Regions from separate parts of the Homo sapiens genome. Here region 1 is linked to region 2. A link is a loop called in an ENCODE intact Hi-C map of the cell type or tissue named here. Cell type or tissue: GM12878. All regions are shown on one strand. Each heading gives the region's core, and the rest is flanking DNA. Links, peaks and the distances in the headings are about the cores only.

Evidence for each region. Hi-C counts contacts between places; a loop is a spot of excess contacts. Peaks named below come from ENCODE experiments on the same cell type or tissue, not always from the same donor. Only the 100,000 strongest peaks of a DNase experiment are listed, where the experiment ranks them.
Region 1: it touches region 2 in a loop (4-fold over the local background); 1 of 110 quality-filtered maps calls a loop at or near these places.

What each region holds. Positions count from the first base shown.
Region 1 is chr18:38,748,962-38,756,043 of GRCh38, forward strand. No RefSeq gene overlaps it. Among named protein-coding and RNA genes, the nearest start is that of MIR924, 870 kb to the right of the region's middle. RefSeq lists silencers at 3,170-3,249, 3,679-3,728. In GM12878, for the core only: no CTCF peak of the experiment used is centred there; a DNase peak (open chromatin) is centred at 3,676.
Region 2 is chr18:38,937,145-38,944,226 of GRCh38, forward strand. No RefSeq gene overlaps it. Among named protein-coding and RNA genes, the nearest start is that of MIR924, 680 kb to the right of the region's middle. RefSeq lists enhancers at 3,245-4,444, 3,695-4,104, 4,155-4,344. In GM12878, for the core only: no CTCF peak of the experiment used is centred there; a DNase peak (open chromatin) is centred at 3,897; H3K4me3 peaks cover 816 bases; H3K27ac peaks cover 1,970 bases.

The DNA of each region.
Region 1 (7,082 bases), core at 762-5,761, 190 kb before region 2:
ATGCCCTGCATATCAAGTCAGTTTTACATTCCTTGGGCATAGAAACAGTGAATATGCTGCTGTGCTGTCCACTAAAATGTTTTAGTGGACTTCAGTGCAGTGTTTTATTTTTAATATACAGGCAGATCATTTTTGTTGATGTGGATCCTTATTTTTCCAGTTTCTGCCCAGATATTTCATGAACACTTTCTCCCATCCTATGCTTTCTTTTGCTTCATTCTCTTCTCATGAATCCTCAAGCTACCACTTACTCTTCACACAGAAATAATTAATATTTTCAGTTGTAGGCTTAATTCTTATCTCACACCCTATTTAGAACTCACAAAAACAAGAGAGAGAAAAGTAATTTTCTGGAACAAGACGAAACTGATATCTGTTAGAGATATAAGGGGAGTCAATTTATTGACCAATTCTTCAAACTAGGCCAAGTATAATAGAAATACAGTTTACAAGTTAATGTAAGAACAAAACCCTGAAAATTTGGGGCCACACAATTTTGGTGCTTAGTCCATCCTTGCTGCTATTACAAAATACTTGAGACTGGGTAGCAAATAAACAATAGAAATTTATCTTAAAGTTCCAGAGACTGAAAAATCAAGATCAAGGTACCAACAGACTCAGTGTCTGTCGAGGGCTGCTCTGTTTCCTTGCTGTATCCTCACATGGTGGAAGGGGTGAACAGTTCTCTCCACCTCTTTTATAAGGCTGCTAAAAGCCCCACCTCTTAATACCATCACTTTGGTGATTCAGTTTTAACATGTGAATTTTAGGAGGACACAGTCACACCATAGCAGTCTTCTTACTAACAAACTTTTATTATTATTAGAGATTTGAGAAACTTCAATATTTACTGTGGGGGAATGGAAGTTCTTATTTAGGTTAGATTTTTCAAAAGGGGTAGTTGGTAGCATGAACAGTAGCATGTACAAGTCAGAAATGATTGGGTTTATTAATCAAGGTGGTAGCCTGAGGGTCAGGGGCAGGAGAGAAAAGCAAAGCCGCTTCCTCTGGCACTAAATCCTGGGCCAACAGAGAAAGAATTCCTGTTAGTCTTGCTCTATTTCTTCATTAACCCTTGCATGCTTAGAAAGTGCTTTGCTGCCTAAGTCTCTCAGCCCAAGTCCTTTAGAGAAATCTCTATGTAGGAAACACCACAGATTTATCATTTATGAATTATTCATCATTATCATTATTAGCTCTCATAATTCCAGCCATGCTGCTCATGGGGCTCTGTCTTTTTGCTTAAGTCATATAAAACTCAGCTGACAAAACATTAGCAGACATTCTATGGGGAATTGTTGGGGCCTGGTTTGGCTGATTACAGCCACCTTCTATATCTAACACCAGTGATGTTGTGTATATATGACTGCTCATACTTTCCAAACACAAAGTTTCCAAAAAAGTAAAGTTTATCAAAGCAATAGGTTGAAGCCAATGAGTATTCCCACTCAAAGAACTTGGTAGCAAAGCCAGCTTCATGAGTAAAATTGAAACCCACTCTTCATCGATAGCCCATGTGTAGCGGGCACAGTGATGGGTGGCTAATGTACAACAGTACGATAGACCATTCCTTATGACATCTCAAGCAGTCAGAGATTTATTTTTCACAGATACCTTAAATGTCACTAATACTGACCCATTCTTTACATTTAGGTGTACACTCATAAAATGCAAATATCCAAGTAAAGGGTTTCATCTCCAGCTCCCTATCTTTTATTATAAATCTGTGCATCAAATTATTCGTCCAAGGCAATTGGAAAGGGAATGGATTGAAAGCACAGCCTCTCTGTTTGCGGGGAGTGGGATTTGCAACCAAGGGATCCAGAAGGCCTGGCAGCGAGTCTTAACACTGGCTGCCCACTGAGCTGTATGCCTGCCTCCTAGATTCCTACTGGGATTCTTATAGATTTTGGAACTTATCTGTCAGGCTACAGGGAGAAACAAGTTTCTACACAATAGTGTGAGCTTCCCCTTATGGTTATTTCTTTCTCCACATGATGCCAAACATGTCCATGGCAAAACTCCAGGCATGTCATAGAGTGAATCATATTCAGGGTGCCAACCATTAATTGGGGAAAAATGTTCCTTAAGCTGTTCGTTTTTGATGATAGGGAAATAAGGTAGTGCCTATTTATATAGAGTCCCATGACTGTTTTATTCCATTCAACTACACTATAACCTTGGAAATAAATGTTATTGAACTTTTTTTAACATGTCAAAAAAAAAAGAAACTTAGAAAGCTGAATTGTCTTGATGCGTTCATTTATTAATTCTTTCATTCATTCAACAAATATTTATTGTGTCCTTACTGTGTGCCAAACACTGTTACATGTGCTGGTGATACAGAGATGGAGGAAAAAAAGACCAAACCTTCTACCTTAAGATATTGCAATTTCGTGGGGAAAGCCCCAATGTAGTCACTAACAGCCATATGCTTTGAACCCAGTTCTGTCACTCAATTATCCCCTCATCATATGTGGTTATCAGTCAGCAAGAGGTAAAGAATCATCCAAGGTTCATAATTGTAGTAAGGCAAGATAAAGAATAACTATATCCCTCCTCTTTGACTCCATGGGACTTCCCTCTCAGTCTAGGTTTCCCCTGGAAAGTGGACCTAGACATTCAAGCTAATTTGCAACACCTTTAAATGAATGAGGGTGCAAGATCCAAGAGCACGTGTTGAGATGCTCTGGGTCCTACAGCTTCTCAGGATGAAGCAGGGACTCTACTTTGGGAAGATTTGGTTTTCTCACCTTCAGGAATGCCGGGTTTGGACTTCTTTATGGCCAATGTGTTGCAGGAAGTAGATTTTGCTCTATTTCTGAACAGCGGCACTGAATGCCAGGGAAAGGGAAGACTGCCTCCTGCCATGTTGTAAGGCTATCTTGAGGGCCTTCCAAAGCCCAGATTTCCTCTGAATTAAGATAAAGCAGTGCTGGGATTGCCAGTAAATAAGAGAGGGGCTGGAGTCTTGGAGTTAAATATGAGGGAGCTGCTGGTGGGACTTACAGACGCCAGCATGTTCACACACACCCACGCCTACACACACACTCACACACACAACCCCAGGTGGAGTGGGAAATTAGTCAGCAGAGTCCTGACAAAGTGCTTCCTACACATGCTGTTCTGTCAGGCGGCACAGCTTCTCAGGCTTCAGAGGTAATTACATGGATTTTCTGTCTTGTACTTGCAAAAACACAGCCCAGCACCGTGCTGCCGCTGCTGGCTTGTCGCTGACAACGCCTTTGGCTCTGGCAGGCAGCAGGCTGCAGGAGAATGTTTACATGTTCTCTTTTAAGAATTCAAACCCCGAGAAGGCACAGGAGGTACCAGGGGAAGAAAGAGGTGAGAGTTTACATGAGGGGGAGAAAGTGTAGGGAAGATATTCTTGGATAACCACACAAGGCATTCCAGGGGAGATGGGGATAAACAAGATACACAAAAATAGGGAAACTGCTGCAGAGAAGGCTACAATGATACTTGCATTAATGAATTTCGTTTCCTTTCTCTTCATCCATCAGCATAATTACTTGGCCAGTAATACTCATTCTGCTTTCAACCAATCCACCCATCAATCAACAGTTGTTAGATGCTAGATGCCCAAATTTTAGGCTGGGCAATTTGTGTTTTTGTGGGTTGGAGGACAAAGCATAAAGCACAGTTCCTGCATAGAGGAGCTTACAAAGAAGGTGAGAAGACAGTGACTCATTTCAGGAAAACAGAAAGAAGGTAGATGATGACTTGTGCCCAGTTGGGTATAGTTAGAGAAGTAAAGTGACTTGTTCAAGGTCACAAAGCCAGTTAGTAGCCAAGTCATGACTTGTGCCCAATTAGGTATAGAGTACCATTCCTGATGTCAAGACTCTACCCATTATTTGGGGGATATTCTCCTTTCTAGTCTTTATTTTAATGGAGATTAGAACCAAGAAATGGAACACAGAAACAGGAATAAGTAGGAGACAAAAATGTGCTGGGGCACTTTACCTTATTATGAGCAAAAAGGAACAGGACATGGACCAGTGCAAGGAGCAAATCATTCATGAGACGTACTGTGGGCCTAAGCGATGCCCAGTGTAATGCCATGGGAAGCAGGGCCTCAGCGAGAAGTCATGTAACCAGTGTGCAGTTATCCATATGCAACTCATGTGCATATCATACAGGGTGTCTGTTAGATGTGGGCTGTATTCGCTGTGTGAATGGAAAACTCCAGACTGAAGCAGGCTCATTTTCAGGCTGCATTTTCAGACCTGGCTTTTATATCAGGTCCAGGTGACAGTTACTAGCATTGACTATGTGTGGATTTCCGAATTTACGATTCTTATAAAAATTGATCAAATGTGTGTGCCTCTATGTATTTGCCCTAATACCTAGAATGCTGACTCAAACTCCGTGGGAACCTTAGAACACAGAATCAAAAAGAGGCCCGGACTAAAGGATGCATTTATGACTTGGCTACTCATTGGCTCTGTGACCTTGAATAAGTCACTTCACTTCTCTGAACTTTTATTTTACAATCAAATCTTTTGGATATTTTGGGGCCAACTCCAGTTGTCCAACCATGGCTGTGGTTTTCTCTGATATCATCAGTCTCCTGTATGTTTCTCCACATGCCCCTGTCTGGGTCTTCAATTAAACTATTCTCCTTCTTTAATGTGTCCCACTCTCCTCAAACCATCAAACCCTGGACATGCTTCCGGTCTTTACTTAAGGCCTCTTCCCATCTGCAACCTCATATCTTCCAGTCTGCATTTCTCTCCCTTCTCTGAATTCCCAGAACAATGCATATTTCCAAGAGGTCAAGCCCTAGAGGTCACAGAATGTGAATCCTTAATAGCAGTATTTGTGATTGTCTCTGTGTTTCTGAGGGGAACATGGTTTGTTAAGGGCACTGGGTAGAGATTGACAAAATTGTTGATATTTTTTATTATATCACTCAGGGTGCCAGATATAATCAGGAAACATAACTAAATTCATATTATAAAATGTTTAGCCTGAACTAGGAAAAAAAACAGACTTTATGGTCAGAAGGTATCCTAGTTAAATGACTGTTCCTCACCAAACCTGCCAATTTCAGGTTTCCTTTTCATTCTGTTTTTCTGCTGATTATCTTGTCTTTATTTTTAGAGATTTTTCAGTCAGCTCAGTTAGTTACTCAAATTTAAAATATTTGAATATAGTATGTATAAAGGCTCATCAAAATATAGACCTCTTTTCTAACTTTTAATGGTTTATATATTTATCACTTGCAAACAAATATGTGGAAAAAAAGCTGTACTCTTTCAGTTTATCACATGCGTTATGCTTCATGACTGCCTAATGAAGTGTGTGCTACTTTATTCCCATTTTAAGGATTACAGAACTGCAGCTCAGAGACATTAGATAACTGGTTTCAGGTCATGTGGCTAGCAGGGAAGGCCAAATTCAAGTTCAAATCTAGGTCTGTCTGATTTTAAGTCTCTTTCCATCACTCAACCTTCATAAATAAATCTAATATATGTAACAAGCAGAGTTAAATAATTCCTAAAGTGCACAAAAATGTGAGTAGGAAAACTAGTGGGTTAGAGATTGGAAAGTGAATTGGAGTAGAGAGAATGGCGAGTTATTTGGGAAGACTTCTGCTGTTCAATTTAGCCATCTATGCTACCTAAAACAATTCTATCAGTGGTACATATGTGTAATATAATGATATTTTTACTATATTTAAGGTATATAAGAGAGTCTCCCAGGTTAAAACAAGAAAAGAAGTACCAGAAAGTTTCAACTGGACACAGAACATGCAAAGGGTTACAAAAGAGAAAACAATTCTTTTTGGGTAGCATGATCACTCTTTCAACACACCAGAGTTGCAGTAGTAGTACTGAAAAAGAAACCTGAAATATACCTACAATATTAATGACTCTGCTACAAAAAATAATTTACAGGTGTGCTTGCTGTTTACAGAAGAACTGTTCTAAGAAATTGTGGTATTTCCAGTTTTCTTTCTCTGTATCTATCCTTCTGTTCAAAATAATTTAATTGTACATTTTGGAACAAAAACATATACATTTGTAGCTCTTCTTTCTTGAAACTCCATTACAATGGCAACTTGTCAAAAAAATAAGCCCACAAAAACAAAGAAAATTTAACAGGAGAAAACATCAAACTAAAACGGCAAGCAAAACTTTTGACTAAACAGTTGTATGAGTAATAACTGATTTAGCAGACTGGAGAGTTAGAGAAGATAATTAGTTTTATGGTATAAAACACAGAAATATGATCCACTCTGGGAAAAAAAAAAAGTCAGAAATTGAAGTATCAGATACTGTCAAGTTTGGGAGTTTCAGATTGGGTTTGAAAATAGAGTGGACTTTTTTTGGCATTTATTAAAAGAACAGTTTGAGACAAAGTTTCCAATTCAAAGTCCATGCTGTCAAGAGACTCCTCCTCCACTCAGAAGAATAAATAAAGTTTACCCTTGAGAGAGGGTGCACAGCAATGTACTTGCCTCAGAGACGGGCAAAGGTGAGGGATGGAGATGCCGTGATAAAAATGAAAGAATTGAAAAAACAAACAAAAGAAGCTACATATGTATTCCCCACTTCTGTAGCTGTTTTCCCTTCACAAACTCCCAGAATATTGAAAGTGAGGACTATTGCCCCTAGGCAGGAGACTGGAAGTATTATTCTACAAGGAAATCCCCCAGCCCTAGAGAAAAGATGTGCAGATATTGGAAAAGACAAAGAGAATGAGACAGCCAAGTCCCCATCTTATAATACTGTGGTAGAGTCTGCCATTCTAGCCCTGCCCATGACATGCATAGTTTCTCATCAACACATTTGGATCTCACTCTTAAATATGGATAATATCTAAGGTTCACCATTGATTTGTTTTATTTTGTCTTTAAGTAAAATTTTAAATGAAAGACAGGAAAGAAAATCACACAATATAACAAACCAAAAGAAATAGAGACAAAACAGGAATCTGAAGAAATCTTCAGTGAAACTATAATTGAATGCTTCAGTGAGCATCGTTTATTTGTTCATGAAACAAATATTCATTAAGCAGGAGCATAAAGCATCTATGCCAGATACTGTTCCAAGCAC
Region 2 (7,082 bases), core at 1,095-6,094:
ACCTATCAGCGTATTTATTGCTCATGTTATTAGCTTCTCTTTTACACACACACACACACACACCCCACACCCATATACTACTTTTGCTGTGCCTTTAGTCCTGAAAGTGTCAAAGTTCAGTTCTACCTCTCACATTTAAGAACTTGCAAATACCCTTAGCCGGAGAGACACCCTCAATGCCAGGTTGTCCTCTCTAGATGTCAGCCTCCCAGTCTCAGCCTGGAAACTCTGCACTTTCTAATTAGCACTCCACTCCCTTCAACCACACTAAAATAAAATGTTGTCAAGTAATCTAGTTATTCTTTTGAAAAATAATTATTGATAATTAATATTTAATTCCAAATTTGTTTTGGTCTAAAAATGGTTTACATTCCACCCTAACTCAGTCTACCAATACCACAATCAAACCGATACCAAAATCAAATGCTTGATCATTCTGGCTGGTATTGTTTCTCATTTATTTATATCCATTTATCTTATCTTCCAATATATTTTATATGATTCTATGAGTGATTTTCCAGGATGAGTTCCAAACCGCCCCCAACAGCACACATTCAAAACAGGGTCGTGCATATAGTCAATCAATAACACTTTCTGAATAAAAGTGGATCACACTTAATAAAGAAGGAAATATTTTTTAGGTTATTTCTGGTTGTCCAAGCCAACCAACTGCTTCCCAACCTGGGTCCCCAACATTCAGCTGATTTTTGCATTGTGTAAATACAGCTTAAAAATCTAGTTTGTGAAAATCCTTCAAACTGGTTATTTGGAAATTGCTTCCAATCTAAATCCATCCACATACATGCCTCAAAACCATCAGTCTGAACAACCCAAAATGAATGGAGAATGTGGGTTGGGGAGAGAGACCTGTTCTCTGCTGTGATGTTCTTTTCAGAAGTCATGTGAATATTATCAGTAAAGAGCATTCCTAAATATCCTCCTTTTAATATACAGCTCCCTCTTTTTTCCTTACATCCTTTCTGACTAGGTTTCTAAACTACAGCCTTGGCTTCAGATGATTATTCATATCATCATTATTCCAGACTAAAAGCCGTTAAGTAAATACCCAAGACTTGAAAAATTGTGAAGGATAATTCTTACATAACACGAACTTCATTATATGGTTCTGTCATCCTCTCCTTCCTCCAATTTCTTTCACTCTAATATTTTTATCTATTTAGTAACATTATTTCTTATGTACTTTTACACCATATTCAGTATAAATAGCATAATTAGCAGTGGAAAATAATTTGTTGCCTTCCTGCATTTATTTATGTTCAAAAGATCATGTAAAGTTCTGCTACATTAAAATTTAATTCGAGAGAAAACGAGTTTTGTTCATTTCTCAATGCAATGCCCATTTCTGTTCAGCTTGTATGAATGATAAAATATTATCGGTCCATGTTTTTCTATTTGGTTTCTAGGCATTTGTGTAAACTAGTTAGGAAAAGCAAGTGTTGCTTTGTTAGGCATGTGTTCAAAGAAGTATTGTAGAGACATATTTTATTCTGGGCACCCTGTCACCATGTAGACAGGGCCCAATCCATTATTTAGCAGTTAATTTGTTAATCGATTGACCAATTGGTTCAGGGATTTTTTACTCTTAGATTACCAAAAGGAAGAAAAAGGAAAGAAAGAAAACAACGACAACAAAAAGCCTCCTCTGTAGGGTAAATTAAAGGAAATTGCATCAAAATCGAAAATGCACTGGTGTTTACAGATCTAGATTAAATCTGACACAGATTGGCAAACAATGAAAAAGGTTCCCTCGCTCGGAGCATAAACATTTTGAATCTCGCCAGAGTGATGTCAAATCTTAGAAAGCAAGTAAACTGAAGTGCCCTTCTGGGGTGGATGTGGGGGCACAAGCAGGCAGAAGGAGTTACCTTCAGGTTGGCTTAAAGTCGTCCAGATTTTCTCTCCAGGTTTGGAGAAAAAGTGGAAAGTTTTCCACTTTTCAAGATTCTTTTACAGATTTCATTACCTCCTCCTTTCTCCCAATCTTTAGCTGAAAGTAGAGATGAAGTAGACAAATGCACTGTGAATATACACACTTTGATACACTGAGGATGCCCATAATATCTTAAGAAGGGGAGAATTGTGAAATTCACAATTAAAATGAATTTATATGAATTATTAGATGACTTTATGCAAAACAATAAATCGATTGCCATTGCTATTAATGAGTATTTTAATAGAGAAATATGAGTCAAGTCACTTAATTTTTATGTAACTAGTCTTCTCTCTAAGTTAATTTACATTTATGTTTACCATATTCTTTCAAGTACTATTTTTGAGGGGTGGTGTGTGTGTGTGTGTGTGTGTATGTGACAGGGAGAGTAGTATTCATGCTTATCCTCAGCCATTTATATTCCATCAATTCTCATTGACACCATATGTATTTCACATCATTACTTTTTTGTCTGCCTTGGTAGTTCAAAGGAATCAAATTTGTGAAAAACTCTTGTTACCTTTCCTGAAGGTTAAGATGTGAGATAATGGCAAAGATAAAATTTTAAATGCCTTCCCTACAAGAACAATAAGAGAAGAATAAACCGAGCTACTTGAAAATTTTTTTATTAGTGCATAGGGCTGGTCTGGATAGTCACCTCTGTGCCCCCATCTCTTTTCACCCATCTCTTTCTAAAAAGGTAAGGTCAGGTTTATCTGGAACTTGTCTTCTCCTTCAGACTCCATCCACAATACCACCTGGAAGAGAGCCCTGTAGAAAGCATTTATGGAAATATAGAAAATAGAGTTCAGCCCTTTCCTGGTCTGTGAAATCAAGAGACACTCAAGAGGAATTGAGATTACTGAGTTTCTGCTAATTGCTAAGGATCCTCAGGGTCAACAACCTGTCACCTTTCAATGCACAACTAACCTCCAATAAGGGTAGTGTTGAATAAATTAGTTAGGACATATGCCCAGGAGGGGAATAAGAACAGCAGAGTATCCTGTCCAGGAAGGAAGCATTTTTACCATGTTCAGCATAACCTTATAAGCGTGGTGGGAAAAGCCTTTGTTATTTGAGCCCATAAAAGTCTGTGGCCTCCTCTCTGGAAACATTACTTCCTCTACCTCTCAAATGCCAGTTTTAAAATTTTATTCCTTTGCCTACCGTGTTTCTGAAATGAACCCCCACCCCCCACCCCCAATGTTGTTGACTTTACTTCTACTTATTATTCTTTACTGACCAGGTGCCAACTCTTCTGAGAAGCCTCTGTGAACTGCTTCTCAACAGGATTAGCCACTTTATTTTTCTCACCTCCTCCCTTAATGGCATTTCCATTATTGCTGGCATTTTGCTGTAATTTAATTATTATTGTCTAGGTCTTTTGCCTCCTCTCTTCAGCATCTGCCTCTCAACATCAAACTAAGAGTTTCTTGAGGCTAAGTCTCCAATCTTTCATCTTCCCATCCTGGAAAATCTGAGCTACTGGTGTGCAGTAAAGCCAAATGTGTGCAAACAGAAGTGATGAAATTCAGAATTATTTGAATGATTTTCTTAAATCAGCAAAGAGAACAAACTTTTGCAGATGCCCTGTGTGATAAGAAGCACACTCATTCAACAAGTTTAGAACATCCATTTAATCCTGCTCTTTTCTTGCTAATATTCAAATTTCTTTAGTTGACTTGTATTTCAGGACCTTGTTGAAAAAATAACAATATTCTAGATTCTAGAGTCTAGAAAAGTAGGATCAACCTTTGACATATATCAGAATTGAGGGACTAAGTGGCTAAGTTGGCTGGACTTCCTGGGTCAACAGGGACTTCCCCAGGGGGACTTTCCCCTAAGCCAAAATGAGTCATAGCTGCAAGGTACGGGATTGAAACTTCACCCAATCAACAGGGACTTTCCCCTAAGCCAAAATGAGTCATAGCTGCAAGCGAAGGGATTAAAACTTCAACCAATGAAAGGGGACTTTCCCCTAAACCAAAATGAGTCATAGCTGCAAGCTAAGGGATTGAAATTTCAAGCAATCAAAGGGGACTTTCTTCTAAGCCAAAATGAGTCACAGCTGCAAACTAAGGCATTGAAACTTCAACCAATCATATAGGGAGTTTAAGCTCTAGCTGCAGCCTGATGTTTTTAACCAAGCAGGCCCACCAACCCACAAGCGGATAGAAAATAAGCTAATCCTACAGGACAGGAAAAGGAAAAGGGGAGGAGTCATAAGGGGACATAAGCCTAAGACACCCAAGCCAGAAACGGCAGCCATTCCGGATCCCCATGGAAGCTTTACTTTCTCTTTTGCTTTACTTTCGCTTTTGCTTTACTTCCGCTTTTGCTTTACTTTCGCTTTTGCTTTACTTTCACTTTCGCTTTAATAAATCTTGCCGCAGCACACTCTTTGGGTCTGCGCGTTTCTCTAATCGAGCTATAACATTAGCCGCTGTGGTCCAGGGCTTCATTCCTTGAAGCCCGTGAGACCATGAATCCTTCAATTGAGAAAAACCTTCAATAGGAAGACTTCTCATCTCAGAATCTTCTAGGGGAGATTGTTAAAGCTCAAGTTGTTGGGCCCAACCCTAGAGATTCTGATTCAGTAGTTTGGGGTTAGGGTCTGAGAATTTCAGGTGATGTATTCAGGTGACGCAACTGACAGTGATGCTGCCTGTCCTGGGACTGTGCGCTGAAAGCCACTGCTCTACAGTGCAATTAGCTGCAGTTTAGAGTTAGAGAAGGACATTCGAACTGTGCTTCATTTCTAGGCAGAGGCTGGAGATTTTCCTTCACAGCTCACGCTTTGGCTTGGCAATAATCTCAATCATTGTGTCATTTTGCTAGGACTCAGCAGGGGTGAGGGAGGCAAACTGCTAATATAGTGGAAAAGGGTCTGCATTTTGTTAACCTTGTGTAAGTGAAGTTCACAAAAGATTTGTCTTCTTAGGCATTCTTTTCTTGGACTTCTTCAATCAACCCCAATGCACGTGATTATAACAGAAAGGCTCCTGGTGGATCCTTTTGTAACATGTAACATCATTCTTTTAAAGCAAATAAGGGGCCATTAGACAGAGATAGTTTGTACCAGAAGCTCTTAGTTAAGCAAACTGAAACTTAACTTGGAGTCATTTCCTGTAATTGACTTACAGAAATAAAACAAAAGAACTTCAAAACAAAACAAAAGAGCTTCCACCAATAACAAACATTCAAACAGCCAATTGGTTATAAAATTAGGAGCTTTTGATCAGACCAGACCAGACCCAAATAAGACAAATGCCTAGCTACAGCCAGCCAGGAATTACTTTACTTCTGCGTTCAGCCTGTGAAAACTTGCTGGAACAAAGCTCTCTGAACCTTTTGCAATTTTGAGTGTTGCCTGATTCATGAATTGTTTGTTTCTTTGTTTTGAGACAGAGTTTCGCTCTTGTTGCCCTGACTGGAGCGCAATGGCGTGCTCTCAGCTCACTGCAACTTACGCCTCCCAGGTTCAAGCGATTCTCCTGCCTCAGCCTCATGAGTAGCTGGGATTACAGGCATGCACCACCACGCTTGGCTAATATTGTATTTTTAGTAGAGATAGGGTTTCTCCATGTTGGTGAGACTGGTTTCAAACTCCTGACCTCAGGTGATCCACCCGCTTTGGCCTCCCAAAGTGCTGGAATTACAGGTGTGAACCACCACACCTGGCGAATTGTTCTTTTTTAACATAAACTCTGCTACATTTATTTTATCTAAAGTTTTTTCTTTTTCCATAGATGTGTATGATTGGTCTAGGAATAAACACCTGACAAAAGCTCTACTAAGTGTTCCCTTCTGATGATTTTCATGAATTTTCTTTACAATTCTGTAGGCCCTTTCCATAATCTTATTAGAATTGTTACTACATAACAATATATTATGTAGCTTATGTCCAACTAAACAAATAATGTCTTATTTCTTGTGCTTCACTCTAAGAAAAGTATTTTTATATAAAGTCTGAATTTAACTACAGGAACAAAAAAACATGAAACAATCAGAAACAATGTCATTCATTTATACTAAGAAAAGGAGACAGGAGGTAAAAGATTTAAGGGATTGAAGAAATTGTCAAATGGCATTCGAAGACAGTGGAAGCAGAAGTTTACTGGAGAATTGTATGGGCACCAACCTGAGTCAGCATCCCACTCATGGGTGTGTGACACGGTCTGTCTCTCAAAATTGCACCAGAGTGGTTTCAATAACTTAGAGACAGTACAGTCACGTTTTCTGCCCTGACCCATTCCATCTGATCTTTAAGGGCTAGCTCCCTTCTCACTGCCTTTATGCAGTCTTCTCTGATTTCCCACATACACTCTGATCGCTATTCCAAGTAGCTGACTAGTTATTACACAACTTTGCTAATAGGCTGGAAATTGCAGCCACATCATAGTGTGTCCGGAATTGGTGGGTTCTTGGTCTCACTGACTTCAAGAATGAAGCCGCAGACCCTCGCAATGAATGTTACAGTTCTCAAAGAAAGTGTGTCCGGAGTTTGTTCCTTCTGATGTTTGGATGTGATCGCAGTTTCTTCCTTCTGGTGGGTTCAAGGTCTCGCTGGCTTCAGGAGTGAAGCTGCAGACCTTCGTGATGAGTGTTACAGCTCTTAAGGTGGCACATCTGGAGTTGTTCATTCCTCCTATCTGGAGTTGCTCGTTTCTCCCGGTGGGTTCGTGGTCTTGCTGGCCTCAGGAGTGAACCTGCAGACCTTCGCAGTGAGTGTTACAGCTCCATAAAGGCAGTGTGGACACAAACAGTGAGCAGCAGGAAGATTTATTGGAAACAGTGAAAGAACAAAGCTTCCACACTGTGGAAGGAGACCAGGGTGGGTTGCCACAGTTGGCTCAGGCAGCCATTTTACAGAAAGCTGATTGGTCTGTTTTACAGAGAGCTGATTGGTCCATTTTGACAGGGTGCTGATTGGTGCATTTACAATCCCTGAGCTAGACACAGAGTGCTGATTGGTGTATTTACAATCCTCTAGCTAGACGTAAAAGTTCTACAAGTCCCCGCTAAATTAGCTAGACACAGAGCACTGATTGGTGCATTTACAAACCTTGAGCTAGACACAAGTGTTGCTGATTGGTGTGTTTATAAACCTTGAGCTAGACAGAGTGCTGAT